3 separate regions of the Homo sapiens genome follow, and all the other regions are linked to region 1. Evidence: read pairs that join two places in POLR2A ChIA-PET (ENCODE). Cell type or tissue: CD4-positive, alpha-beta T cell. All regions are shown on one strand. Each heading gives the region's core, and the rest is flanking DNA. Links, peaks and the distances in the headings are about the cores only.

Evidence for each region. Peaks named below come from ENCODE experiments on the same cell type or tissue, not always from the same donor. Only the 100,000 strongest peaks of a DNase experiment are listed, where the experiment ranks them.
Region 2: POLR2A ChIA-PET joins it to region 1 with 5 read pairs; 2 of 35 experiments call an interaction of 5 or more read pairs at or near these places.
Region 3: POLR2A ChIA-PET joins it to region 1 with 5 read pairs; 1 of 35 experiments calls an interaction of 5 or more read pairs at or near these places.

Annotation. Positions count from the first base shown.
Region 1 is chr17:77,870,976-77,881,280 of GRCh38, forward strand. It overlaps LINC01973 (long intergenic non-protein coding RNA 1973), which reads right to left. Exons shown (of 2, transcript NR_028337.1): 2 at 8,026-10,305. Among named protein-coding and RNA genes, the nearest start is that of LINC01973, 8.0 kb to the right of the region's middle. RefSeq lists enhancers at 1,508-2,009, 3,560-4,060 and a silencer at 5,109-5,294. In CD4-positive, alpha-beta T cell, for the core only: no CTCF peak of the experiment used is centred there; DNase peaks (open chromatin) are centred at 5,156 and 6,256.
Region 2 is chr17:77,355,295-77,365,599 of GRCh38, forward strand. All of the region lies in intron 2 of SEPTIN9 (septin 9), which reads left to right. Among named protein-coding and RNA genes, the nearest start is that of MIR4316, 37 kb to the right of the region's middle. RefSeq lists enhancers at 1,229-1,730, 8,364-9,022, 8,553-8,847, 9,023-9,679. In CD4-positive, alpha-beta T cell, for the core only: no CTCF peak of the experiment used is centred there; no DNase peak of the experiment used is centred there.
Region 3 is chr17:78,257,550-78,267,854 of GRCh38, forward strand. LINC01993 (long intergenic non-protein coding RNA 1993) reads right to left here. Exons shown (of 7, transcript NR_073178.1): 5 at 8,428-8,684; 6 at 5,698-6,673; 7 at 3,800-4,364. Among named protein-coding and RNA genes, the nearest start is that of LINC01993, 16 kb to the right of the region's middle. RefSeq lists enhancers at 415-464, 475-794, 1,117-1,981, 1,527-1,696, 9,691-10,305, a cis regulatory region at 966-1,554 and a silencer at 1,205-1,254. In CD4-positive, alpha-beta T cell, for the core only: no CTCF peak of the experiment used is centred there; DNase peaks (open chromatin) are centred at 4,882 and 5,725; H3K27ac peaks cover 1,266 bases.

The DNA.
Region 1 (10,305 bases), core at 3,852-6,351:
GCTGAGATCCTGCCACTGCCCTCCAGCCTAGGTGACAAAGGGAGACTCTGTCTCAAAAGAAAAAAATAATAATAATAACATTGATTTTTAAAAGACAAGTTCATGTCGCTACTACAAATGAAAATCCAGCATTGGATTTTCTGATCCTGTAAACATAAATAACATTAGAAATCAAGGTCAGCAAAGTCTAGCTGAGTGTTCTTGTCTGCTGAAGGCTTGAATCCTGAAGAACGCTCTTATTTGCTTAAAAAGGAGATTTCCAATCTTCAAAAATGTTTAAACATGGAATTATCCTATGACCCAGGAATTCCACTCTTAGTATACACCCAAAAGAATTGAAAACAGATATCCAAATACTTGCACATGAACGTTCACAGAAGCACAGTTCATCTCACAGAAGCAGAAAGGTAGAAACAACCCAAATGTCCACCCAGGGCTGAATGAATACACAAAGTGTGGTTGACCCACGCAGTGGAGTGTCACAAAAGGAGGGCCCATGGCTGGGCGCGGTGACTCATTCCTCTAATCCCAGCACTTTGGGAGCCCGAGGTGAGCAGATCACCTGAGGTCAGGAGTTCGAGACCAGCCTAGGCGACATGGTGAAACCCCATCTTTACTAAAAATACAAAAATTAGCCAGGTGGGGTGGTGGGCACCTGTAATCCCAGCTACTCGGGAGGCTGAGGCAGGAGAATTGCTTGAACCCCAGGAGGAGGAGGTGGCGGTGAGCCGAGATTGCACCACTCACTGTATTCCAGCAGTTTGAGTGACAGTGAGACTTCGTCTCAAAAAAAAAAAAAAAAAAAAAAAAGAAGGCCCACAAAAAGAGGGAAGCACCAATTCAGGCTGCAGCACGAAGGAACCTCCGAAACATCACGCTCAGTGAAAGATGCCACACACAAAAGGTCACATGTAAAATAATTACATTGCTATGAAATATCCAGAATAGGTAACTCCACAGAGACAAAAAGCAAGGTGCTGAATGCCAGGGGGTGGGGGGCGGGTGTGGAGATGGGGTGGGGGAAGGAGGAAGGAGTGGTTGCTTAATGAGTATGGGGTTTCCTTTTGGGGTGATGAAAAGTGTCCTAGAACTAGATAGAAGCGACAGTTCCACAACATTGTGAACACAATAAATGTCACAGAAGTGCGCACTTTAAAGTGGCTAGTGGTGAATTTTATGTTCAGTGAATTTTATCTAAATTTTTTTTCAAATGGGAGATTTCCAAGTGTTAGCAAGGTGTTAGAGACATACCTTCACCAAATGAGATTTTCTCCTTAATGCTGTAAGAGAAGAATGAACGAGAATGGCATATTGCCTGCTAATCTCCACGGTACTTTCGCCTGCAGTGTCTCCTTGGGTCTGCTCGGTGACCTTGGACTGCCGACGGGAAGGTGATGGTATCTGCATTCGTTTCCTGGGGCTGCCATCACGAAGAACCACAGACTGGGGGTGGCCTCAACATCAGAAATGTATCGTCTCACAGTGCTGGAGGTTAGAAGCTCAAGATCAAGGTGTCAGCAGGTTTGGCTTCTCCTCGGGCCTCTCTCCTTGGCTTGCAGGTGTCTGTCTTCCCACTGTGTCCTCACATGGTCTCTGGGCGCTCACACATCCCTGGTGTCTCTGTGTCCAAATTCTTGTGAGGACACCAGTTGGGTTGGATGAGGAGCCACCCTAACGGCCTCATTTCAACTTAATCACCTTTGAAAGGCCTCATCTCCAAATACTGTACAGTCACATTCTGGGGCACTGGGGGCTTGGGCTTTAGCACATAAATTTCGTCGAGAGAGGACACGATCTGGCCCCCAACGATGTCCCAGCTGACTTGATGAGGGACATGCAGAAGGCAGCTCAAGCCACAGAGTTGGTGGGAGCAGCACCGGCCAAGAGCCCGTGTGCTCAGAGCTCCCCCCATATATGCTCCTCCACACCTGCTGCTGCACCCAGGGGTGTGAATGACCATACACACACACACACGCGTGCACACACACACAGACCCACACACGCCCACAAACACACACGCACACACAAACACACGCACACACAAACACACACACGCACACACATGCACACACACAAACACATGCACACACAAACACATGCACGCACACGCACACAAGCACACACACGCACACACGCACACACAAACACACATGCAGACACAAACACATGCACACACATGCGCACACAAACACGCACACGCACATATGCACACACTTACACAAACATGCACACACTTACACAAACATGCACACACACACGTGCACACCATCTGTTTCAGAGATCAAGACTGTTCAGCCTCAGCTCCCTTGCCCTTGCCATCTCCACTGTGTCTCCCTCTCAATCCAACAGCTGCACAGGCCCCCACGAAGGCTCTGATCCAGCATCTGGGGGATGCATGTGACTAACTAATTAACTCTAATGAATTACGTGTCCACACGCCTGGTGAAAAGGACGCACACGGAGGATGCATGCTTTCCCGAGTTTGGACCTGGAGAGATTGATAACGACGACCATGCATTTGGAATTCAGAGTTGGGTCTTTGTTTAATATGCATCTTTCTTCTCCAGGCATCAAAGAGATTATTTTTTTTTTTTAGAGTAAACAGACTTCAAAACAGGATTTAGTCTCTGAAAGCCTGCACCTGATTTGTCAGTCCTGGCTCAGGCTGCCCCAAGCCTTAATCATTTTGCAGGTGGATGAAAGAGATCTGAGATAGTGACGGGGGGGAGAGGAGGGGAGAGGATGCGTGCGGAGGTGCCAAGCATACTGGCTCTGCTCCTGCAACTGAAGCAGACATCAGGACCCGGTCTGTTTGAGCCAGAAACAAAGGGCACCAAGCAATAAAAATGAGCCCATCTTCTCGTCCCACACCTCCCACGGCCATGGCCTCACAGGAGCCCCGTCTCCTCGCTGAATACGTCCAAGGATGTGTCCATTTCATCCTGGCTGTTTTAAAAAGCCATCCTGGAAAAGATGCTCACGTGGGTAGCCCTTTGCCTCAGCGTCAGCTGGTTGACTCCACTCGAAGCAGCCCCTTCCTGCACCAGTAGCCCCTCCACCCTGCTCAAACCCGAAACTGGGGTCCCCTTCAAGGTCTCTGTGCCCCTTGCCCCAGGCCAAGCCTGCAGAGTCCAGCCTTGCAGACCAAGCCTGCAAAGCCCATTTTCAAATAATATGTTCTCATTCTCGAGGGGCCCCTGCTCCCCCCATCCCTCCCCAGCCACATGGCTGGACTGAAGCTTGCACCTGTTTTGATATCCAGGGAAGGGTCTAGCCCAGTAGGTCACCTGTCTGATGGCTGCCCCTTAAATGCAGGTGGCATGCCCAGAAAGACTCAACCTGCCTCTGAAACCCTCCCTGGTCCCCACAGAGGGACAGCCACCCCCCTCCCTCCCTGCACCATCACCAAACACAGATCAGAGCCTGTATCTTCTTTCTTGTCCCACTGTGGTCTCAACAGCAAAGCAGTGTCCTGTTACATGATTGGGGGGTGGGGCGAGATGTTCGGGGAGGCCCGGTTCAGTCACACTGGTGGTGCCTATAGTATCCAGCAGCTGCCTGCACCCAGTATGTCTACACCCCCTCAGAAGCCGGGTTTCTGCACTGCCCCGCCTCCCCGCAGCAGAGTGTGGACCCTCAGTGCAAGACAAGCAGTGCCCAGAAGCTGGGTGTGGAGTCAGACAGAGCTGGACTAAACCCCAGCGTCTCCTCTTTGCAACTTTGGGCAACTTCTGAACCATCCTGAGCCTGTTTCCTCTTAGGAAGAATGGAGGTGATCATGGAACCTGCCCTCGGAGTGAGTGTGATGTGATAGATGGTGTGAAAATGCCTGGCACAGAGCGGGCACTCGGCACACACTAGCTCCTCTGCTTACTCCTGTGCCCCTCGGCTCCTTAGAAAGAGAAGGCTGCTCAGCGGAGAGAGGAAGGGTGCAGGGAGAGGGGAGGGCGCCAGGAGAAGGGAGGGTGCAGGGAGAGGGGATGGAGGGCCCTACTCCCCATTCAGGCCAAACTGCATTTCACCAATCTCCAGGTTCCCATGTGACCCCCAGCTCCTTGGGGCACCTACGTGCTCCCCTGAATCTCAGCCCCCACTTGTGGGCACTGAGGGAGCTCAGACTGCAGAAACATCCAGGCTGGCTCCAGCCCGGCCATTCTGACCACATACTCGTGCTAATTCCGCCAGAAAGACCAGCCTGTGGTTAGCAAGGGCAGCTATTATGGTTTCCAGAAAATTCCTTTGAGCAAAGAGAAGCTGTTTGCCATTCCTGAGGCCCCTCCAGCCTGTACAAATGTGGCTTTCCAATTAAGCTGGGGCTGCTCCCAGATCTCTATCTGCTTTCCTTCTAAAGTAAGAAAAATCCTAGAGCAGTAGGCACTCCTTTTTATTTTTCTAAATCACTTCCAGTTATTTTTTCTGATGACCCAAGTAGTGCCTTTTCTGTTACCCAGGAACATGGTAGAGGGGCTGATTGGGGTCAGAAGTCCGGGGGACCAAGTTGGGGACCTCATAAGGAGAGACAAGTTTGGGAGAAGGATGGCAAGCTCCTCTCTGGATGGGTTGAGCAAGAGGCACTTTAGAATTCTTGAATCTGCCTCTGGGCAGGAATGTCTGGGAGAGTTGGATGCCCAAGGCTGGCTCTCAGGTGTGGGCTGGAGTGGCAGACTTGGAGTTCCTTGGCACAGATACGACATCACATCATGGGCTTGGATGGGGTCTCTGGGACAGTGTGTGGAGTTGAGAGAGGAAAAGGCCAAGAATGAAACAAGGAAGAGAAAACCTGGAGAACAGAAATCATCAAAGTGTGGCAGGAACACAGAGGGGGACGAGACCAAGACAGAGGGATGCAGTGAAGCCGGGGAGGAGGGGGCTTCAAGAAGGGGCAGGTCAGCTACATCATGTGGCCAGAGAGCTCAGTTCAGATGAGGCCCCAAATGGCCCACTTGATGTGGTACTTGACATGTCAGCAGGCAACCAGGAGAACACAGCAAAAGTGACATTATGCCAGTTCTGGGTCCAGTCTTGAAGACTGGCACATTTCACTTCCTCTTTCTTAAAATGTGCTCTCTTGGGGCCCTCCCTCTCAGACCCAGGCACCCATGCTGTGAGAATCCCAGCCTAGGATACGTGTAGCCTCTCCAGTCAACAGCCCTGGTGGAGTGGCCAGCCCAGAGTGAGTCAGCATCAAATGCCAGATGTGAGTGATACATCTTGGGGACTCTGACTTAGTCATGTTTGTTTATGACTGAAGCCCCATCCAGAAGAACCTCCCAGCTGAGCCCAGTCAACTCATAAACTCATGAAATAACAAAATGGTTGGTTTTCACAAGCCAAAAAAAAAATGTGTCATCAGAGATTCCACCAGAACAACTTTAATGGCTTGATGGGGATAGACCCCTAACCAAGAGGGATAAAGCATGAACAAGCATGTGTATTGTGTGCACATAGGCATGTGTGCAGGGAGGAGAGACAGTGTTTAGAAGGGCTTCGTTGAGGAACTTGACTTTGGAAGGATTGCTCATTTCCCTTCACTATTTAAAAGGTCCCATCTTTGCCAGGTCTCAGGCAAATTTCCTACCAGGAAAAGCCCACCCACAGCTTGAGAAAGCGGCTTCATCAAAGATCTTGACCCTGTGATCAAGCAGTCTCAGAGCCTTAGGCAGGGAGCAGCAGCCTCAGGCCCCAGTCCCAGCCCTTCTACTTAAATTATTGGGTCTCAGTTGGAAACAGTGGCTCACGACTATAATCCCAGCACTTTGGGAGGCTAAGGCAGGTGGATCGCTTGAGGTCAGGAGTTCAAGTCCAGCCTGGTCAACATGGTGAAACCCTGTCTCTACTAAAAATACAAAAATTAGCCAGGCATGGTGGCACACGCCTGTAATCCCAGCTACTCGGAAGGTTGAGGCATGAGAATCACTTGAACCAGAAAGGTGGAGATTTCAGCGAGCTGAGATCGCACCACTGCACTCCAGCCTGGGTGACAAAGCGAGACTCTGTCTCAAAAAAAAAAAAAAAAAATTGGGTCTCAATTTCCTCCTCTCCAATGCAGGGTTAATGGCACTTCGCCTGCCAATTTCTCAGGGCCATTGCTGGAAAGAAATAAAATGAAGGATATAAAAACTATCAAGGCAAAGGCTAATGTAAAAGATTCTTCTGATTCCTACTCAAAGGGAGGAGGAGGTTGAGGGAGGAGGAGGTTGAGGTCCAACCAGAAGCTGGCGGCCTCCTGAAGTTTCGACAGCACACTTCTCTAAAAGCAAGCTTAGGAAGATCAAGGCACCCACAGGGCTTTGAATCTCACTAGCAACCTCTGGCAACCCTTCCATTCTGCTCAGATTGACATTGTGCTAAAGAGCCTGCCTTTGGCCCCTTTGAGGGCTTCTTGGATTTGCAGGGAAAGTTAGGGACTGCTTCTGTGACCAAAATCAGAAGCCATTTCTACAGCACCTGCTAGAAGAGCTGGCTTCCCTCTCTGTCTAACATAATCCCATTTTCTGCCTCCAACATCTATGGCTTGAAATCTGTGCTGCCTTATGGCATGGAGGAGAGAGCACCAGAAAATGAGCCTAAAAAGTCAGAAGTTCAAAAAAGAGAAACAGAAAACATTAGCACCTTTATCCTACTGACCTGCAGGCAGCATCCTGCACCAGGACTGTGAGGAAGCCAAGAGAAGCCGAGAGCAGGCATAAGATGCAAAACAGAGTAAAATAAATAAAAGTCACGCATCGTGTTAGGGAGAGGGTCCACGTGGCCGACCAATGGCAGCAGACAGCCCCTCCTGACAGCTGCAGCTTTAGGGGGCCTTCAGAGTGGTTTCCATGGCACCCGTGCCTTCATAATCCTCACCCAAGCGGCTCTCCTTCAGCTCACCTTGCGTCACCAAGCTGGAGGAGAAATGAAGTAAGTGTGACAAATATGCTGATATCCAGAGAGAAAGAGAAGGTGGGGGAAGGAGGGAGGCAAGCCCAGGGGCTTCCTCCAGGGCAAGTGGCTGGGGTCCCTGCCTGGGGCTCTGAGGGCATTTCTGGGGGACCAGGCCTAACCAAACTCTGATTTAGAAAAATCCAGGGACTCAAATACCCAAACAGTTTGGAGAGAAAGGTGATCTGAGCTCCTGTGGGCAGATGGTCGGGCCTTACACAGCAGGTCCCTGGGAACACAGAACCCTGGGGCACCAGGCTCCATGGCCACCACGGTCAGGTCTTATTGTGCTCACTCCCCTCCAGGCCCCTGGCAGAAAGTTCAGCCTTTATCTCCACGCTGGCATATAAGCTGTGTGGCCTGCATTCACCGTGTGACCTCGCAAAGCCTGTGCTCATCTCTCTGAAAAAATACTGGGTTGTCCTGAATATTGAAAATCCTATATTTAGATGTTCCCAGCTCATGCCTAGGACATAGAAGGATTGCAGACAGCTGCAGATTTTTAATATACCCATTTCGTTGAAGTACAATTCACATGCAATAAAACTCACTAATTTTAAGTATACCATTTGATGGATTTCAACATGTATATGTAGTCATGGAGCCACCACCCAATCGAGATAGAGAATGTCTCTATGATGCAGAAAAGTCCCTCCTGGCCCTCTGCAGTCAATCTTCTCCCCCCATCTTGGCCCCAAGCAACCACTGATGGATTTTCTGTCCCTAAAGCTCTGCCTTTTCCAGAATGTCATATATACAGAGGCCTCTGTGTCTGGCTTCCTTCACTTCGCACAATGCTTTCAAGGCTCACCCACATTGCTGCATGTACCAGTAGCTCCTTCCTTTTCCCTGCTGGATAGCATTCCATCCTTTGGATTAAACAGAAACTTTCTTGCGTGTGTGTGTGTGTATGTGTATGAGACTGGGTCTTGCTCTGTTGCCCAGACTGGAGTGTAGTGGCCTGATCATAGCTCACTGCAGCCTCGGCCTCCTAGACTCAAGCAATCCTGTTGCATCAGCCTCCCGAGTAGCTGGGACTGCAGGTGTGCACCACCATGCCCAGCTAAATTTTTTTATTTATTGTATTTTATTTCCTGTTTTTTTCTTGTTTTTTTTTTTTTTTTTTTTTTAGAGATGGGGTCTCACTATGTTGCCCATGCTGGTCTCAAACTCCTAGGCTAAAGCAATCTTCCTACCTTGGCCTCTCTAAGTGCTGGGATTAAAGCCGTGAGCCACTGCACCCAGTCAATAATAACTTTTTAAATATTTGATTATGTTTAATGATACTTGAAGTCCACCCTGAGTCCTGTTCCCCTTTGTAATACTCTGCTGTTTCTTCTTGGGTTCATCTCAGAGGTATCATCATGGTCACACCTTCCTGGCATGTTCCTGAGCTTTTATCTTCACGCAGACCCAGTAGTACCTGCTGGTGGGGAGAGGGGTAGGGAAGGGGTGGGGGTCGCCCACCCAACCCAGGCTCACCCCCAATCCCATGTGAAACTGCGCCCACCCGCCATGGCTGCACCCATGGGTGTCACCAGTGGGACAACAGTGCAGGCGTGGCCTTGCTGTAGCATGCCTGGTCCACCTAATGCTTTCCCAGCCCCTGCCTGACCTTTGCCAAATCTGTCCTTTCTTTCTCAGCCCTAGAGCCCCACAGAGAAGGTGGCGTGGAAGGTCCCCACAAAAGAATCCAGCCCTTCTCCATCCACTGATTTCTTTTCTTTCATTCATTCAACAAGAAATTATTGACGGGCTTCCTGTGCCAGGCACAGGCCAGGGGCTGGGTGGCAGGCAGAGGGGCAGCCTCCAGGGCCGCAGGGCCCAGCCAGGCCCACCTCCATCACCTCTCCTTCCCCGCCCCAGACTTGGCCCAATAGGCAGGACTGAAACGAAACCTCGCCCCTCCAGCATCCTCCAATTTCTTGCTCTTAGTTCAGACCCTGCACAGCAGCAGGCAATTGAAAAGGACTTCCGGATACCCGCTCACACTTTCATCCTTCTTTTCTCTCTGCCTTTTTTCATCTTCTTTTTAAAAATGCTCTTTAATAGTGGGAAAGTTAGCATGAAAAGGAGAGAAAATGAGGCTTGAAAAGAATGTGTCTGATGTGCAGCAATTTGTTCACCTGCGAGAGGTTCTTCCCCTCCTGAACCTCGCTGCTGGGGGGCCCAGCGCTGCCGGGCGGCAGGAGGCGGGAGGCGGCTGGGAAGCTAGAGGAGGCCCGCTCTTCTGCCCTTCTGAAAGCAGAGGCAGGAGGTGGGTCAAGGTAAGAGATTGGCCTCATGACAGCAAGTAAAGTCAGGGTCGTAGGAGACCAGGGTCACCTGCCATGTCCCTCTGGCATCTGTTGGAGCCACAATAGGGACCTGGAGAATTGTTCACCATAAGGCATTTCCTTTCCTGTCTTAAGGCAAGAGCCTGGTGTCCTGTGTGGTGGGGAAAGGGGGCCTAGAGTCAGGGAATGGGGTCCCAGCAGGGCAGGTTCAGGGCCTGGTCACCCCAGGACTCAGACCACCATTTCTTCCTCCCTCCTACTTGGGCTCCAGCCACATGCCCCACTGACCTCTGGAAGAGCCAGTCAGATCCCAGCGAAGGATCCTTCCCCGAGGATCCCAGCTGGGCTTAGGGTTTCAAGAAAGCCTCAACTGGCCTCCATCCACTCTGCGCTGGACTGAACCAGCTGCCCCCTCCCCTTACTCAATGAGAAAGCTCAGGACCCACATGCAAGACAGAGCCTGCAAGAGAAGACCCCCGTCGAGCTCCTTTCCTGCAAAGGAGACCATTCTTTGGCTCCTATCATGAGAGGCAGGGAGGCAGGGAGGCAGGGAGGCAGGGAGGCAGGGCCAAAGTACCCACAGGGCAGGTGCTGCTAGAGCTTGTTTCCCTGGGAAATGACAGAGGGGTACGACGCCAGCGAGCCTGGAGTCTTGACAGGCTGGACGGCCCAATGATTAGACAGTGGGCTCTGGGCCAGCCTGCCTGGGTTCAGATAAAATCAGATCAAATCCATTTGCTGCTTATTAGCTGTGTGGCCAGGACTGGAACCAGACAGAAACTGGGGGTGATTATAGCGGTGCCTCTCTGAGTCATTGTATAAGTTACCACCCATAATGCTCTTGGGATGGTACTTGGCACACAGTAGGTGCACGGAGAAGGCTGGTGTCCCGAGCTCAGCATCATTATTCAGCCAGACCCTCCCCAGCATAGTAGCGCCCACCCCGCTGGCAGGATAGGAGGATGGAGGATGGGTACTTCCCCCCTCCCCTTCCACCTGGGGCAGGGAGAATCTGCCAGGAGTGCCCCGTCCCTGAGCTCCAGCCTCCCCCACCACCCCCAGTGACAAAGACAGAGCTGGAGCTGGGCTGGGTAGCAAAAGCTGCAGA
Region 2 (10,305 bases), core at 4,646-7,145, 510 kb before region 1:
CTGGGGATTGCCAGCGCCTGTTGCTGGTGGGCTGTGCGCCAGATCCCGTCTTGGATGTGTGGGTGATTGTCAGCCACATGTGTGTGAAGGGCTGTGCGTGTAGGATTTGTGCAAATGTGCCCCTCCCTGCTGCCAGCCCATGGGAGGCTGTCAAGATTCTGCCCCTGCACATTAGCCCACACTCTCTTTGTGGCCCACTGCTGTGGCTGTTCCCTTGTGTCACGTGGCTGCAGGCACAGCCCCCAAGTGGATGGGGATCGTGGGCTGAATGTGCATCAGATGCTCCTGCTTCTTGGTGGGTGGAGACCCTCAACCCATGCACCGTGGCTGCCGCATCTGAAAGGCCTTCCATGGTGAAGGACTTGGACCTGAGCAACCCTCCGCAGAGGTCTTAGAAGTGCTCCCTGGCCGGGCGCGGTGGCTCACACCTGTAATCCCAGCACTTTGGGAGGCCGAGGTGGGCGGATCACAAGGTCAGGAGATCGAGACCATCCTGGCTAACACGGTGAAACCCCGTCTCTACTAAAAATACAAAAAATTAGCCGGGCGTGGTGGCGGGTGCCTGTAGTCCCAGCTACTCGGGAGGCTGAGGCAGGAGAATGGCGTGAACCCAGGAGGCGGAGCTTGCAGTGAGCCGAGATCGCGTCACTGCACTCCAGCCTGGGCGACAGAGCGAGACTCCGTCTCAAAAAAAAAAAAAAAATGAAGTGCTCCCAGCTCTTCCTCCTGTGGTGAGGTTCTGAGTTTCCATCCTCAGAAGAAAACCTGGCTGGGGAGGGCATCTCTAGACCCGGACATAAACGCCAGGAGACCAGGGCTGCCCTCTCAGGTGACCAATCACAGAGACTCAGGGAAAGTCACGTTTGGAAGAGGCGACACTGTGTCTCAGCCTCATTCATTTCTCCATCCTACAGACACTGCCTGGTGCCCAGCCCGCACCGCGAGGCTTCCTAAGCAGCTCTGGGCACCGTGCACCTGGCATGGCCTCCAGCCCCATCTCCCTGCCTTGGGAGACCCGGTGGGGACTCCGGGCTGAGCTCCTGTGGCTGTGGAACCTTGGTGGTTTATTGTGGTGGCTGAGAACAGGGACGTGGGGTTGGACGGGTTGAGTGTAACTCCCAGTGGCTCCGTGAACTGCCTGGGAGCCTTGGGCAGCTCTTTCTCACTCTGTGCCTCCGCTTCCTGATGGAAAAATGGGGGCCAGGGGGGAGCGACCTTGAAGGTATTCGTGGGAACCAAGCGAGGTGATAAATGTAGTGTCCTTGGTAGAGAACTGGACACAGAGTCCACCCCCATGAAGGGGGCTGCTCCTCCTCCTTCTATGTTTCCTCTTGTTCTTATTTCTCCTCTTGTATCTTCTCTTCCTGCTTTCCCTCCCCCTCCCCTCCCCCCCCACATGCAGGCACACTCCATTTGGTGCCCCAACTGCCTTTCTCCATTGTCCTTCTGTAAGTGGTTCTCTAAGTGGGAACTCAGGCCTGGAAAGGGTGGGCACCCTGTCTGGTGGGCTCTGGCAGGCCAGGCGCTGAGCAGCCTCAGGAGACACAACCCTAGGAAAAGGCTCATGCAGGCTGGCTGTCATGACGGACTGTTGGTGGGAGAGGGGAAGGCGCCGTGGTAGGGGAAGCTTTGGAAACATCCACTAGTGGCCTTATTTATGACTCAGGACACCTGCCAGGTCACTAGAACACAGCTGAGGAAGCTGTCGGCCAGACGTCCAGAAGCATCAACCTGGTGGCTGGGCTGTGGGGGGACCTCTCTGGACAGGCAGACAAGGTGTCGGAGGAAGGGGCTGACACTCACTCAGTGTCTGTCATGCACTGAGGGCACAAAGGGCAGGATGGAGAGCTGGCCCACGCCACCTGTGGAATCTTCCAGGTGTGGGGGCAGATGGGGAAGCAAGGGGGCTTGAAGACACATGCGCTCATTAAATGTCCTTAAATCCCAAGAAGAAGAACAAGGACACATCCACAGGGGCAGGGCTGAAAGTCTGATGCATGGTGTTTTGGGGTCTGCTCCTGCTGCAACAGCTACAGTGGCTCCCTCTTACCTTTCTCTTCCCTCCATTCTGTTGTGAAAATGTTCAAAACACATGGTCAAGTTGAAAGCATTTTACAGGGAACACATTCAGCCATCACCTAGATTCTACCACTAACACCAAGCTACACCTGCTTTATCACCTCACCGTCCATCTATCCCTCCTTCGCCTGGCCATGAATCCATTTTATTTTTATTTTTTGGTGCATTTCAAAGTAATTTCAGGTCATCCTGATTATCTCTGGAATCACTGTCAGAAATTCCCTCCCTTCCCCTCCCCTCTCCTTTCCTTTCCTTTTCTGAGATGGGATCTTGCTAGGTCACCTAGGCTGAAGTGCGGTGGTGCAGTCATAGCACACTGCAGCCTCCAACTCCCGAGCTCAAGCAATCCTCCTGCCTCAGCCTCCTGAGTAGCTGGGACCGCAGGCATCCACCACCACACCCAGCTTCATTTTCAAAATTTCTCACCAACTCCTCACTCCTTGTATTCACCCAGGACCACTTCTCACAAAGCCAGGGTGCTGCAGGAGGGGTCAGAACCCCAAGCCCTAATCCTGGCTCTGTCATTAACACTGTGCGACCCTCAGCAAATCATTTTGCCTGTCTAGGTCCTGTTTTCATTCCTATGAAACGAGGGCGTTAAACTGTATGTTATAAATAATGAGGGCTACCAGTTACCAAGCTCCTATTTTAGGCCAGGCACTTTTCACATGTTATTATGAGTCCTTTCAATCTAGGTATTGTTCTCAATGGACAGCTTAGTCAACGGAAGCTCAGAGAGGTGGTGTAACTTGCCAAAAGTCCCACTACCCAGTGAATGTCCCCACGGGGTCTGCACCCAGGAGTCTGACACAGAGCCCAGGCCTCAGCACCTGGCGATGTTTTGGGGGTGTGAGCAGCCCAGCCTACTCTGGGCACGTGTTTACTTGCTGTTCCTTCTGCCTCATGTTTGTGTTTGTCCCCTCTGAAGCTCAGACTGTTATTTTCCAGTTCCAAATACCAAAACTGGCTAGGCACGGTGGCTCATGCCTGTAATCCCAGCACTTTGGGAGACCAAGGCGGGTGGATCACTTGAAGTCAGGAGTTCAAGACCAGCCTGGCCAACATGGTAAAACCCCATCTCTACAAAAAATACAAAAATTAGCCAGACATGGTGGCGTGCACCTGTAGTCCCAGCTACTCAAGGAGAACCCAGCTACCCAGCTACTGAGGCACGAGAATCACTTAAACCTGGGAGGTGGAGGTTGCAGTGAGCCGAGATCGCACCACTCCTCTCTAGGCTAGGCAACAAGTGTGAGACTCTGTCTCAAAAATAATAAATAAATAAAATAAAATAAAAATTAAAACCAAATGCCAAAACCAACCCACAAAATAAACCTTGGTTAAAGTAGCCTGTTCATTTTGCTTTAACTATGTATATTGCACCAGATTCTGCCAGGGGCTCAGCGTATAAAGATGAGACCCCTGCCCTGCCAGACAGGTGGGATGATGGCCATACCTTGAGTTAGTCAAGGCACCATCTGGCTGTGTAACAAAAGCTAAAACATCAGAGGCTGAGCAGCACTCGGACCCACGTCCCAGTCCAAGTGTCAGTCGTTATGGGGGCCCAGGACAGCCCGGACCTAGTTCATTCCTTTGGTGCATCCTCGACACACAGCTTCCATCTCTTGAGCTGAGATGGTTCCAGCTCCTGCCGTCATGTCTGCACTCCAGCCAGAGGGAAGGGAAGAAGGGAGAGGGGAAAGGGCAAGTGTCCCTCTTTATTTTTAAGGGCATGACCTGAAAGTTAAACACTTCAGCTCCTTCCCACTGGCCAGAACCCAGTTGTATGGCCGCTCCTGTCATCAGGGAGGCTGAGCAATGTATTCTTCAGCTGGGCTTCCCTGTGCACAACCAAAACTTCAGTTACTATAGAAAAAAGGGAGCTCAGATATTGGGGAAACAACTAGCATCTGTACCACATGCACTGATAGCTCTCTTTGTATGAACAGAGCTGTGGCAGGCCCTATGCCAGGGAGAAAGTAAGATTGGAAAAGAGCTTACCAAGGAGGTGGCATTTGCACTGTGCTTAAGGGGCAAGAAAAACGTCTTCCAATCAGGAGCCACAAATGCTTGGCTGAAGTGCTACTGCTCTTTCATCCTGGAGCTGGAACAGACGTCACCAGTCAATCATGATGGCTGCTGGGTGCACTGGCTAACATCTATAATCCCAGCACTTTGTGAGGCTGAGGGTGGGAAGATTGCTTGGGGCCAGGAGTTTGAGACCAGTTTGGGCAAATTGCAAGACCCTGTCTCTGCAAAAAAATATAAAATGTAGCTGAGTGTGGTGGCACCTGTAGACCCAGCCCCAGCTACTCGAGAGGCTGAGATGGGAGGATCGCTTGGGCCTAGGAGTTCGAGGCTGCAGTGAGCTATGATTGCACCACTGCACTCCAGCCTGGGTGACAGAGCAGGACCTGTCTCTAAAAACAATAAAATAAAATCAAAGTTTTAAAATGGAAAAAAAATCATGAGCACATAACTCCAGATGTATCCTCAAGATAGCAAACCCGGGTGGGCGCAGTGGCTCATGCCTGTAATCCTGGCACTTTGGGAGGCCAAGGTGGGTGGATCACCTGAGGTCAGGAGTTTGAGACTAGCCTGGCCAACAGCCCCATCTGTACTACAAATACAAAATTAGCTGGGCATGGTGGTGGGCACCTGTGATCCCAGCTACTTGGAAGGCTGAGGCAGGAGAATTGCTTGAACCCAGGAGGCGGAGGTTGCAGTGAGCCAAGATCACACCATTGCACTCCAGCCTGGAGAAAAAAAGCAAAACTCTGTCTCAAAAAAAAAAAAAAAAAGCAAACCCAGGGCCAGGTCTGTAGCCACATGGCCACCTTCTTCCCTGAGCATGGAGGCAGCCTCAGAAACCTGCCCCACATCACATCAGTGGGCAGTTGATTGGGTCAGCCTGCCAGTTGAACCCTATTTGCCACAGTCATTCTCCATAGTAAGGGGCATTCTAGACATACCCCCCTTCCCAGGGAAGAATAAGCCGTAGCTGCCTGAGCGTTTTATCCAGTGGTGTGCATGTCTTTTCCCAACTCTGTGTTTAGTGATGTCCTGTTTGTAGCTTGAAATTTGCCACAGTGGGTGTGTTTACACCACAGGAATTGGCAAACACTACATATCAGGCCTTACCTCCTGCTCCCTACTAGGGTAGGTTGTTTTTTTTTTGTTGTTTTTGTTTTTTGTTTCTTTTTTTTTTTGAGACGGAGTCTCGCTCTGTCGCCCAGGCTGGCGTGGAGTGATGCGATCTCCGCTCACTGCAAGCTCCGCCTCCCTGGTTCACACCATTCTCCTGCCTGAGCTTCCAGAATAGCTGGGACTACAGGCGCCCGCCACCACACCCGGCTAATTTTTTGTATTTTTAGTAGAGACGGGGTTTCACCGTGTTAGCCAGGATGGTCTCGATCTCCTGACCTCGCAATCTGCCCTCCTCGGCCTCCCAAAATGCTGGCATTATGCCACTGCGCCCGGCCTAGGGTAGGTTGTTAGAAATGTACCAGCCTGCCAGTTTCAGCCTTGTTTGTCTTTCATCCTTTTTTTTTTTTTTTTTTTTTTTGAGACGGGGTCTCTCTCTGTTGCCCCCCAGGCTGGAGTGCAGTGGTGTGATCCTGGCTCACTGCAACCTCTGCCTCCTGGGATCAAGTGATTCTCCTGCCTCAGCCTCCCAAGTAGCTGGGATTACAGGTGCCCACCACCACGTCCAGCTAAATTTTGTATTTTTAGTAGAGATGGGGTTTCACCACATTGGCCAGGCTGGTATCGAACTCCTTACCTAAGGTGATCCACCCGCCTTGGCCTCCCAAAGTGCTGGGATTACAGGCGTGAGCCACCGCACTGGGCCTCTTTCGTTCTTTCTTAATGAAAATCTTCCTGAAAGATTTGCCTACTGATGTCTGTGTCAATAGGTACTGCCTGCGGGACAGAGCCTGCCCTCCTTTTGAAGGTCTTTCTCTGTCTGGGTGACCATCTGCATGTCACTCCCTGCTGCTCAGAACTAAAGATGTAGCTATGCCTGGGGTAGGTTGGGAAAACCTGTGGGAATCACAGAGCTTGCTGTCATGCTGTGTTCTGGATACCTGAAGCTTGGCAGGCAGGTGGGATCGAGGGTGGGCATTAGGAAAGTGATGTGGCTCTATAGGAAGGGGACATAGGTCCTGAGATTTTAGGTCCCCAATTGGACAAAGCTGTTTTTTTTTTCTGGATAAATGTTCTAGCTTATTCATAATCGAGTGGTCAGTTTTCTTTTCTTTTCTTTTCTTTTTTTTTTTGAGATGGAGTCTCGCTCTTTCGCCCAGGCTGGAGTGCAGTGGCGCTATCTCGGCTCACTGCAAGCTCCGCCTCCCAGGTTCACGCCATTCTCCCGCCTCAGCCTCCGGAGTAGCTGGGACTACAGGCGCCTGCCACCGCGTCCGGCTAATTTTTTGTATTTTTAGTAGAGACAGGGTTTCACCGTGTTAGCCAGGATGGTCTCGATCTCTTGACCTCGTGATCCGCCCGCCTCGGCCTCCCAAAGTGCTGGGATTACAGGCGTGAGCCACCGCGCCCGGCCAAGTGGTCAGTTTTCTCAGCTGCCGGGTCTTGCACACCTTGCTGGCTCTGGAGACCATATGCACCATGTAGACCCCATTTGTTTCCTACCCTCAGTGTTGGGGGAGGGGCCAAGGGCCTGTCGATGTGTTGACACCTGGCCATTCACTGGCCTTGAATGTCCACATTCACCTCCTTGAAATCGATGCCCCGTATCGGAGGCTCCATGTGGATTTGGGGGCAGAGGCCTGTACTCCAGATGGTGGGGTGGCCTTCACCAATCAGGCAGATTCCCTGCCCTGCCCTGCCCTTTGGGCTCTGTAGCTCCAGATGTGTGCTCAAGATCTGTGGCCACATGGATGGGACAAGCCACAGAGACTCAGACTCCGTGGTCCCTGTGACCAGAGTAGCCGTGGCCCTGTCTGGGAATGTTCCCACCCTGTTGCTGAAGGTGAGAAATTTCTCTGTGCTGGAGAACAGCTGTGCTGAGAAGTTGGCCCATCTGGCTTGCAGGACTGCTGGGGCAAGGGAGGTCTGCTGCCGGTCTCTTCCTTCCTCCTCTGACTGGGTGCTCCTTGTCTAGGTTCCTTGCAGCAAAAGAATTCTCTAATTTATTTTGTTCCCTTATTGAGTCTCTACTCCATGAAGCCCACCTCCTAATCCCAGCTGACTGGCTCCCACCTCCTCAAGAGGAAGGCCAGGGGCAGACGAGGCTGAAGGAGGCTGACTCCCCTGTGCCTTCGCAGTCTGAGCTGATGCTGCTGTATGTTCACAGGGCTCCTTCAGCTTTTAAAAAGGCTTCAACACGTTCGTCACACGCTTGTGGCTCTCCTGGATGCCACACTAACTCAGTAAGGCCTGAGTTAGAGGCTGTTCCTGAGGCTGTGAAAATAGAAGAAGGGTCCAGAGGAGAATCCCTTCATCTGACGATCCCAGGAAGGCTTCCTAGAAGAAGCAGCCTCTGAGCTGAGACCTGAAGACAGATCAGGCCTGAGTCAGGCCAGGGAGGGTGTGAGGGGCCCACCAGGCAGAGGGAACAGGATAGGGCAGGCACAGAGGTCTGGCACCTGGCTTGTGGGGAAGTGTGAGCCCCTGGGCATGACCAAGGCGGGGAGAAGTGGCGTGAGAGGAGGCAGATGTGGCTGGCAGGAGATCGGCGGCCCCGGCCTTGCTGAGCTCCACTCTGTATGCACCAGGTGACAGAGGCTGCCCAGGACGGTGGGCAGGGAAGTGACAGGTCACATGGTCATCCCACCAACAGCCGGGAGTCCAGCTTGGGGGGACCCAAGACCCTGGGGAAGGCACGAGTCAGGGGCCTGCTAGAGCCAGGAGCTAGTGGGAGAAGGAAACAGTGTTGCTTATGAATTATAAACAGACACTCCCGCAACTTTCTCTGACGTGATACAATCTCAAAGTGGGCCACCCAGAGGTGGGAAGGTGACTTCTGGCTCTCCAGGCCTTGGGCCTGTCTTTTTTTTTTTTTTTTTTTTTTTTTTGAGATGGAGTCTCACTCTGTTGCCCAGGCTGGAGTGCAGTGGTGTAATCTTGGCTCACTACCACCTCTGCCTCCTGCGTTCAAGCAATCCTCCTGCCTCAGCCTCCTGAGTAGCTGGGATTACAGGCACCTGCCACCACACCCGGCTAATTTTTGTATTTTTAGTAGAGATGGTGTTTCACCATGTTGGCCAGGCTGGTCTCGAATTCCTGACCTCAGGTGATCCGCCCACCTTGGCCTCCCAAAGTGCTGGGATTACAGGCATGAGCCACTGTGCCCAGCCGAGCCCATCTTCAAGTTCTCCCTGGCCCTCAGTGTTTCTGTATTAGTTCACCCTTTTGGCTCCCTGCTTTTAAGAGTCTCCCTTAAGACTGTCCCCAAGTGGACAGGTCCCCAGAACCAAGGAGCAGCCTTAGGAGTCCCCAGTTACAGACACTCCAGGGGGTCCGTGTGGCCCTCAGCCTCTGGCCTGGTTCCGGCAGCCTTGGTCCTTTGTGCTGTCTCTCACATAGCCTGGCCAGAGCTGGCCAGGTCCCTTGGCTGGGCCGAGTCATCGTGGCCAGTGACTCATGCAGGGGGAGAAAAGTGAGGAGGGGGAACAGAGTGCGAGGGGGACTGTGTTAATAACAAACCCATTAGGTCCCTGAGGTCACTTCACAGGAGGGACAAATGGTTCATTTAGGTTGATCTGGCTGCCGGCTGGCTTCCAGAGACACTCAGGGTGGGGAAGATTTCATTATCTGGGGAAAGCAATACCAGATTGTCTGGAGGGGCCCAGCCAGCGCACCCCGCGCTTCCTGTCTGCCTCCCACGCAGAGCGTTCTGTTCCCAAGGCGGCAGGCCAAGAGCGCGAGCCGAGGCTCAGGTGCAAAGAGGGGTGCGGCATGGGGGCACTGCAGGGCACGGGGTGCATGCATTTTTATTTATTTTTTTACTGAGTGTTAGGGTAATTTGTTAATGGGGTATATTTGGTGACATAAAACCTTCTGTCGATTCATGGCAGTCTGGAACGGAGTGGAAGCGTCCCACTCCTGGGGAACCCCCACACACATTTGGCTGTGAACGTCGGTGCCTTTGCACTGGAGCCTCTTTGGAGTGTGCTGGGCAGAGCGGAGAGGTTCCTCTTCTCTCTTCTCCATCATCCTGTGGAGGTGTCAACATGTAGCCAGAGATGGTCAGTGGCAGTGAGGAGAGGGGGGCAGGAAGAGACCAGGGCTGGGGGCTTGCCAGCCCACAGTTCTACCCCTGAACACCCATGGCCTCCCTGTTCAGGTCAGCGAGGCTGGGGGCAGAGACGGGCAGGGGTCCCCCAATGTTGGGCATCTCCCCGCTCCCTCATACTCTGGATTTGCCCTCTGGAGAAAGCTCTGGAGCACCCAGAAGTCCTGGGGCTGCTGGCTGAGGTGGGGAGCAGAGCCCAGCTGTGCCTGGAGGCTCCCCACTTCCACTCAGCTTCCAGGGACAGTCTCAGCTGTGCAGGCCCAGGCCGCTGAGGCTGGCTCCAGAAATTTCTTCACAACCACCACTGGATGGAAAACCAGTTCTCTAAAGGGCCCCAGAGCCAGTTTTGTTTCTTCTTCCACAGGTTCCCATAGTTAGAGCATCGGGTCTTTGTTAGAGATGCAGAAGAGACGATGTCCCCAGCCCTTATGTGGTTCGGTCTCCACTGTGGATGTTGGTGATCTTAGTCTCCTTCTCAAAACCAAGAGGGCTGATGCCCCACATTCCAGGCCCCCAGAAAGAGCCGCCACCCACCCACACCGCTACATCTTCTTTCCACTTTTCTGTTCCGGAAAGAGTAGAGTGGATATGCGCTCCTGTAGAAATCCATCTACAGCCTGACTGCAGATGTATTTTGCTCCCTTATTGAGTCTCTGCTCCATGAAGCCTGCCTTGTTTGTACCTCTTTCTCTCTCTTTCTCTCTTTCTTCCCTCTCTTCCTTCCCTTCCGTTCCCTTCCTTTTTCTTTCCTTCCTGTCTTATTCTTTCCTCTTTCTTTCTTTCCTCTCTCTCTCTTTCCCCCTTTCTCTGTCTTTCCTATCTTTTCTTTCTCTCTCTTTCCTCTTTTTTGAACAGCCAAAGATAGAATGAATGGCATAGGTAGGTACTGAGCTCCCTGTAACTGGAGGTGTTCAAGTGTAGGGTGGATGGGCATTTATAGGGCAGGCATTGAGGAAGGATCTCCCTGGGATTGT
Region 3 (10,305 bases), core at 4,410-6,909, 390 kb after region 1:
AGTTGTCTTGCTGGTAAGCTGGGGACGGGCCGCAGTTCCCAGGCTGGGATGAGAAGCCCAAAGCCCTCTGTGGAGCCAACTCTACTTGCCCCCACCCCTGTCCCAGCACTGACCCTCTTCCCTCCCCTCTCTGCAGTTCTTCTTGACATTCTCACTAGAAGGGTCACCATCACTGGAGGTCCTGGGGTCATCTCCTGCCCCAACGCAGGCTGGCCCCACCCCCACATGCCAGCTGCTCCCTTCTCTCCTGAGCCCCTGCCCCCCAGGACTGACCCCTGCAGCCCAGCCCTTCCCAAACTTCTGAGCTCCTCTGTCCGTGGGTGCAGTGGGGCCCCTCGGCGGGGCTTCCTCCCTGGCCTCTGTGGGATCCAGCCCTTCTGCCTCCCAGACGCCTCCCCGCCCCACACTCTGGCTTGCAACACTTCTGTTCCCGAATGCGCTGGCCTCTCTTTCACCCCGAGACCTCTGCACCTGCATTCTGTCTGGAAAACCCCCAACCGTCGGCACGCATCCCTGGTCACCACCTTCTAAGTCTTCAGATCTTAGCTGAGACGCCTCATTCTCCATGAAGCCCTCCTGGCCCAGCCCAGTGGGGGATGGAGGTAGCCCTCCTCCTGTGCTGCCTATAGCACCTTTTCTTCCCACTGCGCACGGGTCACAGCTGCCTGTTTACTCCTCTGACTTCTCCGTGTGGCTGATGCCCTGTGCCTGCAGGGCCCAGACGCCCTCCTCCTTTGGTGTGTCCTGCATGCCTAGCCCAGTGCCAGGACCACAGGACTCAGTAAACACCAGCCAGGTGACTGACAATGGAGGGACATGTGGTTCGCCATCCCCTGCCCCTGGGACCCCCCAGGCAGAAGTGTGCACACCCCCCAGGGTGTGAGACCCCTGTGCAGAAGGACATGGCGAGGATTCCAGAGGAACAGGGGCTGGCCTGGCCTCAGCCTCTCAGAGTCAGGTCTGGGGGTCCTGAAGACAGCCCCCTCCCTGGCCTTCTTGAGAGATTTGCGGCTCCCCTGAGCAGTGGGAGGCCACTGGGCTGGCTGGAGGGGGCCTTGCGACATAAGCCCCAGGTGGGCTGCCTTTCACGGCGCCCCCGGCTCCCTGGCACCCGCCCAGGCGCAGGCGCTGGGGTGTGGGCACACACTCACATGCTGAGTTCAGTGTGCGGATTCCTGTAACGCTGGGCTGCTGGCAGGAAGTGCGCGCCGGGGAGGCTGCTGCTGGGAACCCAGGGCTGGCCCCGCTGAGATAAAGGGAGGCAGCAGATCGCAGCTGGAGATAGCGGCCCTGGGTCCTGGTAAACAGGTGGGGGGGGTGGGGGGGGGGAAATGTCCTTTCCATCCCATCCTCTTGGCCCTGAGCCTGCAGGATCTATAGCGCCCTAGCCTAAGCCCAGCCCCGATAGCTTGGGATCCAGAGGGGAGTTGTCGGCACTGCCATCATCATTCCCAGCCTGGGGGACTGGGTGGCAAAGGACAGGGCGCTGGGCCTGGGGGCCTGGCTGGGCCCATGGTGGGCATGCACTTGGCCCACGTGGGGGCCACTGGGTGTCAAGGTCATGTGTGCTGTTGGGAGGGTGGGAAGGGGAAGGGAGGGAGCTCCTCCAAGCCCCTGCACTTCCCCAACTGGGACCCCCTAGTGGGAAAGATGTCCCTCTCCAGGTTCGCCTTCAGCACCATCTCCGGAAATCCAGAGTGAGGTGCCATGAGGGTGCGAGACCGGGAGAGAATGGGGGGTGGAGTGAGGGGGGCGTGAGGGCTGTTCCCCAGCCAGGTGCAGAGCAGGGGGGCTACAGAGCTGGGGAGACCCTGTGCATGACTTCAACAGGAAGCCACAGGATGTTCACCTGCACTCCATCAGCTCACCGTGGGCTAGCGGGAGCTCGGCATGGCCCATCCCCAGTGCCCAACACAATGGGCGCTCAAATACACTTGCTTGTTTAAAAAATTAAGAAATTTACCACGCATACAGAAATGCTCATGAAGCATATTTGTACAGTGTTATGAATAAATACATATAAAATAAACTCCCGTGCCATAGCCACTCAGACCAATAAATAGTCCATGGTGGGGCGTGGTGGCTCACGCCTGTAACCCCAGGGCTTTGGGAGGCCAAGGCGGGTGGATCACCTGAAGTCAGGAGTTCGAGACCAGCCTGGCCAACATGGAGAAACCCCGTCTCTACCAAAAATACAAAAAATTACCCAGGCATGGTGGTGGGCGCTTGGAATCCCAGCTACTCGGGAGGCTGAGGCAGGAGAATCACTTGAACTCGGGAGGCAGAGGTTGCAGTGAGCCGAGATCGTGCCATTGCACTCCAGCCTGGGCGACAGAGCAAGACTGTGTCTCACACACACACATACACACAAACACAAACACACACACACACAAAAGAAATAGACCATGGCCAGGATTCCAGAAGCTTCCTTCCTATTTACAACCCTTCCCTCTGCAGAAGTTACTGCTGCCCTGACATTCTTCTTCATATATATATACACATATACATATACATACACATATATGTATACATATATATACACATATATATACACACACACATAGATAGATAGATAGATAGATGATAGATAGACAGATTTGAGATGGAGTCTAACTATGTTACCCAGGCTGGTTTCGAACTCCTGGACTCAAGCGGTCCTCCCACCTCTGCCTCCCAAATCTCTGGGATCACAGATGTGAGCCACCAGGCCTGGCCTGGCCTGACTTTTATGACCAGGACTTGCTTTTCTTTATGATTTTGCCACCGTAGATGTATCCCTTAATAGCAGTTGAGTGTTGAGTGTGGCCTGTGTGTGAACTTTACAGAAGTCGAATCAGGGTGTCTCCTTTTATGTCTGGCTTCATTAGGCTGTTTGCAAGAGTCACCCGTGCTGTGGCTGTCATTTATTCTCTGCTGCCAGGTACTTTTCCACTGGGTCCCTAGAGCATAGTTTATTTCTCCATTCTACCTGTTTAGGGACATTTGGGATTTTGTTTCCAGACTGGCCATGTACGGTGGTGCTGGTGGGCATTCTTATTCCTGTCTGCTGGGGCACAGGTGCCTGCTTCGGGAGGGCGGACGCCTGGCGGTGGGGCTGCTGATTCTGGGGTCTCTCATCTGCAGCTTTACTAGGTGTGCCAAATCCTTTCCCAAAGTGCTGGAAATGCCCTCCTCCCCCACTTTCCCACACTTCTCCATCTCGGTAACACTAGTGTTATCAGACTTCTTCATCTTAGCTGTCCTTGTGATATGTGGTGATATCTCCTGGCAATTTTAATCTGATCTTTTTTTTTTTTTTTTCTTTGATGGAATCTCACTCTGTCACCCAGGCTGGAGTGCAGTGACGCAATCTCGGCTCACTGCAACCTCTGTCTCCCGGGTTCAAGCGATTCTCCTGCCTCAGCCTCCCGAGTAGCTGGGATTACAGGTGCCCACCACCACGCCTGGTTAATTTTTGTATTTTTAGTAGATGGGGGTTTCACCATGTTAGCCAGGCTGGTCTTGAACTCTTGACCTCAGGTGATCTGCCTGCCTCGGCCTTCCAAAGTGGTGGGATTACAGGCATGAGCCACCGTGCCTGGCCTCTTTTTTTTTTTTTTTTTTTTTTTTGAAGAAACTGAGTCTTGCTCTGTCACCCAGGCTGCAGTGCAGTGGTGCAATCATAGCTCATTGCAGCCTGAACTCCTGGGCTTAAGCAATCCACCCCCATCAGCCTCCCAAGGTGCTGGGATTATAGGCATGAGCCACCACACTGGGCCCTGCTCTTTCTGTTAACTGCTAAAGGAGAGTACCTTTTATTATTTATTTATTTATTTATTTATTTTTTGAGACGGAGTCTCGCTCTATCGCCCAGGCTGGAGTGCAGTGGCGCGATCTCGGCTCACTGCAAGCTCCGCCTCCCAAGTTCACACCATTCTCCTGCCTCAGCCTCCCGAGTAGCTGGGACCACAGGCGCCCGCCACCATGCCCGGCTAATTTTTCTTGTATTTTTAGTAGAGACGGGGTTTCACCGTGTTAGCCAGGATGGTCTCGATCTCCTGACCTCGTGATACACCCGTCTTGGCCTCCCAAAGTGCTGGGATTACAGGCGTGAGCCACCGCGCCCAGCCCCTTTTCTTATGTTTTAGCCGTTTGAATTCCTCTTTGTGAAGAGCATGTTCTGGTCTTTTCTCATTGACTGGTCAGGCTGGTTGGTATGTGCAAGCATACTGATCCTTGCGGGTTCTGTGCGTTGCAAAGATTTCACCCCAGGGCTGGGTGCAGTGGCTCATGCCTTCAATCCCAGCACTTTGAGAGTCCAAGGCGGGCGGATCACAAGGTCAGCAGTTCGAGACCAGTCTGGTCAACATAGTGAAACCCCATATCTACCAAAAATACAAAAGATTATCTGGGTATGGTGGTATGTGCCTGTAATCCCAGCTACTTGGGAGACTGAGGCAGGAGAATCACATGAACCCAAGAGTCAGAGGTTGCAGTGAGCAGAGATCGAGCCATTGCGCTCCAGCCCGGGCAACAGTGCGAGACTCCATCTCAAAAAAAAAAAAAAAAAAATTTCCCCACAGTACAGCTGCGGTGGCTCTCGCCTATAATCCCAGCACTTTGGGAGGCCAAGGGACGGGGATCACTGGAGGTCAGGAGTTCGATACCAGCCTGGCCAACGTGGTGAAACCCTGTCTCTACTCAAAATACAGAAATTAGCCAGGCGTGGTGGCACATGCCTGTAATCCCAGCTACTGGGGAGGCTGAGGCAGGAGAATTGCTTGAACCCAGGAGGTGGAGGCTGCAGTGAGCTGACATCGAGCTACTGCACTCCAGCCTGGGTGACAGAGTGAGACTCTGTCAAAAAAAAAAAAAAAAAAAAAAATTTCCCCCGTGCTGTGGTTTGTCTTTTTTTGTTGTTATTGTTTGAGACAAGGTCTGACTCTTTTGCTCAGGTTGGAGTGCAGTGGTATGATCATAGCTCACTGTAGCCTCAACCTCCTGGGCTCAAGCAGTCCTCCGGCCTCAGCCTCCAGAGTAGCAGGGACATACCACCATGCCTGGCTATTTTATTTTATTTGCAGACATGAGGTCTTGCTATGTTGTCCAGGCTGGTCTCAAACTCTTGTCCTCAAGCAGTCCTCCCAACTTGGCCTCCCAAAGTGCTGGGATTACAGGCATGAGCCACTGCAGCTGGCTGGCTTTTCTTTTTCTTTTCTTTCTTTTTCTTCTTCTTTTTTTTTTTTTTTTTTTTTGAGATGGAGTCATGCTCTGTTGCCCAGGCTGGAGTACAGTGGTGCGATCTCAGCTCACTGCAACCTCCACCTCCCAGGTTCAAGCGATTCTCTGCCTCAGCCTCCCCAGTAGCTGAGATTACAGGCACCGACCACCACACGCAGCTAATTTTTGTGTTTAATAGAGAGGGGATTTCACCATGTTGGCCAGGCTGGTCTTGAACTCCTGCTCTCAAGTAATCCACCCGCCTTGGCCTTTCAAAGTGCTGGGATGACAGGTGTGAGCCGCTGCACCCGGCCCCGCTTCTGTCTTTAGATACGGTTGCAAGCTGTGGTGTGTGTGGACAGGGGAATGGGGACTTAGGGATTGGGCTGGGGGGACCCTCAGGAACCCCTCTACTGCCTTCCAGGTGTCCCCAGCTTGGGCTGAGACCAGGGCACCCCCTTGTGCCTTCTGCCCCCACCTGCTCCCTCCTGGGCCTACCAGCCTGCGGCCGCACTGGCTGCTGACAGCTGGGACGCTGGGGTCTGGCGTTATTTACTGCGGCAGCTTCCTCCTCCTTCCAGGAACTTGTCCTCTAACTTGGGGCGGCAGCGAGGCCTCTAATCTTTCGGATCTCGTTTACCGGCATTGGCCTCTCACTTCCTGTTGCTAGGCCTGGACCGAGGCACGGGGTCAGCTCCGTGCACTGCGCCTTGCCTGTTGCCGGGGCCTCTGTTCTGGCCCCTCGGCAGGGAGGACAGAGGGTCAGATGCCGGGCCTCAGGCACAGTGGCCATCTGGGGTAGGGCCAGCTCCACAGAGGCAGGGGACCCAAGGCTGAGCCGGCTGTGGGCTCTGCTTCCTGGAGTCCAGGGTCCAGCACGGGGACCAGGTTATTCCTTCGCTCCTCCTGGCTTGGCAGAGCGTCATGGAAGGTGGCCTTCCCCAGACTCCCCCACATCCCCTCCTCCCACTTCTGCAGCCACCAGAGCCAGGGCCCTTGTGGGAAAGGACAGGGAAGTCTCAGGAGTTTGGGCACAGACAAGATCCCTGGAGACCGTGGGGTCTGCTGCCCTGGAGATGTGGAATCCCAGGCCTTGCCCACCTCCTCCACCCTGGGTGGGTTCCCCAACCACCCAGAGGAGTGCTGGCATCTCGGGGCCACCAGGGCATGGGCAAGAGTGGCTGCCCAGCCCCTGCCAAGGGCCTGAAGCCAGCGCCAGGCAGACCCTGCCTTGTTGAGCAGTATCTTCAGTAAGGGCTCTGTGTGCCGAACACCTGCTGTGCGCCCTGCACACTTATCCCAGAGATGGGATTCAAACCCAGGTTGCCCAGCGCAGAGAAACAGCATTCTCCTTCTGCATCCGTGAAGGAAGCTTTGTCTTCTAAAAGCCCTAGCCCTTCTGTTACCTTGTCCTCAGCCGGCCTGCTTCTGTCCCTGTGCCATAAGCCAGATGAATTTCTCTCCCAGGCTGGCCCTGCAGAGGATGAGAGATGGCCCTTGTTAGAGGCACCCTGGGCACCCCAGGCATGGCTCCCCAGCTGATGATAGAACAACTGAGACAGACCCGGCATGGTGGCTCACACCTGTAATTCCAGCACTTTGGGAGGCCGAGGCAGGCGGATCACTTGAGGTCAGGAGTTCGAGACCACCCTGGCTAACATGGTGAAACCCTGTCTCTACTAAAAATACAAAAAATTAGCCGGGCGTGGTGGCAGGCGCCTGTAGTCCCAGCTACTCAGAAGGCTGAGGCAGGAGAATGGCGTGAACCCGGGAGGCAGAGCTTGCAGTGAGCCGAGATCTCACCACTGCACTCCAGCCTGGGTGACAGAGCGAGACTCTGTCTCAAAAAAAAAAAAAAAAAAAAACATCTGGGATCAGGAAACGAGGAAAAGTATGGTCTTCATAGTGGCAGAGTTTGCAGGGGTCTTTGGGAAGAAGGAAGGTTGGAACTTGAGGCTGGGGGATGGATCATAGGGGAGGGGCTCCATCCTAGCTGGGGAAGGGAGGGCTGTCCTGCTGACATTGGCCTCTAGAATGGGATATGCAGGATGACCCCCCTGGGGCAGGGAGGAGAATGTTATACTTAGCATTTAAATCTCGCTCTTTTTAAATGCCTATCTTTCGTGAATGTTTTATAATGCAAGTAATGTATTCATGCGGTCATGGAAACTTGTAATCTAAAAATAACTATGCATATATCATTTTTGTTGGTAAGGGTGCACGATCAAAATAGTGTGAAGGTTTGAAGGTCACTTTCTCCTAGGTCTTATTGTTTCTTTAATTACTTTTTATTTATTTATTTATTTTTTTGGAGATGGAGTCTTGCTTTGTAACCCAAGCTAAAGCTCACTGCATCCTCGAACTCCTGGGCTCAAGAGATCCTCCTGCCTCAGCCTCTAGGGTAGCTGGGACGGTAGGCGTGTGCCACCGCATCTGGCTCTAGGTCTTATAATTTCTGTCCTTGGCCACCCACCTGCTGATTCCAAGGTCTAGGATGGCAGGATGAAGGAAGGTCCCACATTTGGGGACCTGCAGGACAGGCTGCAACAGAAAGGCCTAGTTTAATGAGTAGCATGGGCGGGCCTGGAGACCGAGAGGTGATGTAGGCACGCATGGGGTTCAGGCCTCTCTGTGGTGAGCGCTTGCCCCCGCTGGAAGCAGAGACAAGACCCTGGCTGGGTCTTCTGTTTTGTTTTGTTTTGTTTTGTTTTCTGAGACAGAGTTTTGCTCTTGTTGCCCAGGCTGGAGTGCGATAGCGCAATGTTGGCTCACTGCAGCCTCTGCCTCCTGGGTGGAAGTGATTCTCCTGCCTCAGCGTCTCGAGTAGCTGGAATTACAGCCACACACCACCACGCCTGGCTAATTTTGTATTTTCAGTAGAGATGGGGTTTCTCTATGTTGGACAGGTTCCTCTCGAACTCCTGACCTCAGGTGATCCGCCCGCCTCGGCCTCCCAAAGTGCTGGGATTACAGGCGTGAGCCACTGCTCCCGGCCATGTGCCGTCTGATTAGGAACCCAAGAGCCCCTTCCTGGGAACAGAAGGACAACTGGCACCTGCTGAGGCACGCCCACTTGCCGAGCTGCCCTGGGATCCCTGGGCAGAGCGTCATCGCTTAAGAACCTAATTCCACAACAAATATTTGTCACGCTCCTGCCAGGGCCCTGGCAGGAGCAGAGGCGGTGTGTACTGCCATGCATTCCTGGTCTGTTGGGTGATTGACACATACAAGACGCCAGCGGTCCTGAGAGTCAGGTGCCTTCCTGGACCCCTTGGTGAGCGGAGGTGAGTTGCCATCAAGGAGGGAAGATTCAGGAAGATAACTCCAAGGTCCTCAATCCGTCCACCAGTCAGTGGATGGCAAACATAATCCATGGGCACTGATTAGGTTTGCCAGCCCATGCTGAGTGCTGGGTTCAGTGTCCTTCGTCTCCTGCCAAGGGGAGAGGACCTCGAATGGACGCCTGGGACCATGATCCCATTTTGCTGGGGAGGAAACAGATTAGGGAGGAAGGGAACCTTGGTGGTGAGCAGTAAAGCCAGGATTGGAACCCGCGCCGCTAAGGTCTCTGCCTCCCTGTAGGACCCACCCTGGCTGTGGGGAGGCACTAGCTTGGGGAGGAGCCCCTGGCTGGTCCTCCCAGGTGTGTGTGGAGTCAGCCAGGGGCAGTGCTGGCAGGGCCTCCAGGCACTGTCCAGCCTCCTCCTCTTCTGCACTTGGAAGAATTCCAGCTGTTTTTCAGCCTCTCTCTTCCTCCAGGAAGCCTTGCATGATAGCCCTACCCCTCTGCCAAGACACACACCCTCTTCTCCCTTTTTCCTTGGCACCTGGCTTATCTCACAGTTGCCTTTGTCGTCGGCCAGCGTCCCTCACTGGGTTTCAGGCTCATGGAGGGCAAGACCTGAGTCTTTCATTCTCAGGATCCCTAGCAGGGGGCTTAGGGCATAATGAGCATTCAGGAAATAACTGGAGAAACGTGGATGAGGAAACGGATAGCAGAGGGTGGAGAGGGGCTTGCTTCTAAAGGCGAGACGTGAACCTAGTGGGATGACCAGGCAGGGTGGGGGTGGTGGGGAGTTGTGGGGAGGCCAGTACAGAACAGCTCCAGGGAGGGCATGGAGCATGGTGTGAGCAGGAGGCCTGTCTGACCTCCGGGGATGGCCCCGTGGGACAGAGGACCTTGAAAGCCAGGCAGAGGGATGGGATCAGATACTAACGCCCATAGGGAGCCCTGGCAGGTCCTTGAGCAGGGGCATGGCAGGGCAAGCCTTCCTTTAGCCCAGGGTGAGCTTGCGCCAACCCGTGCTGCAGAGGAGAAGGGCATGGAGGATAGCTACTCCCTCTGGGTGTTCTTCCGGCCCGGCTACCCTCAGCCAGAGCTCAGGAATCACACTCCCCTGGAACCTGGAGTTTTGGATTCAATCTTTATTCAATAAATGGCTTATTGGGAACCGACAGGGTGGCTAGAGCCTGCCTGGTGTTGGGGTTGGGGGACCCTGCCTGGTGGTTTGGGCTCTGTGGGTGTGTGAGGACCACTCCACGGTGGTGCTGGCGTTCCCCATTCCACTCTGGGCTCAGCGCCCCTGACACACTCCCCCTGCCCACTCTGGAGGCCAGGCCCCCTGGTGCTGGGGGAGGCACTGGCTTGGAGAGGAGCCCCTGGCTGGTCCTCCTAGAAGAGAGAGTCTGTGGGGTGGGCCTCCACAGCCCTGCCGGGCCCCACACGGGCAGCTGTTCCCGGAATGGGGGTTTGAAACTTTTCTTTTGTTGGCGAATATGCATGTGGTCTTAATTATTAATATGCAGCACTTATCTCCCCCAAATGTTTTATCGGGATTCGGCAGATCCGAGTGTGCAGGCAGTGGGTGCGGGGGCAGGGCAGGGATATTATGGGAGCACAGGGAGGCCCCAGAAGTTGGAGTGTCCTCCAAATCAGCTGGATGACCCAGAGGAAGGAAAGACCCTGGTTAACGATGGTCAAGTTAACTCTTTCAGGCCCTGCCCAATGCTGCAAAATCGCACCTGGGTGTTTGGCCTGGGTAGGCCTACCGCGCCTTTCTGGGTTCTGGCCTATGCCGATGTCTCCCCTGCCCCGCAGGACCCTGG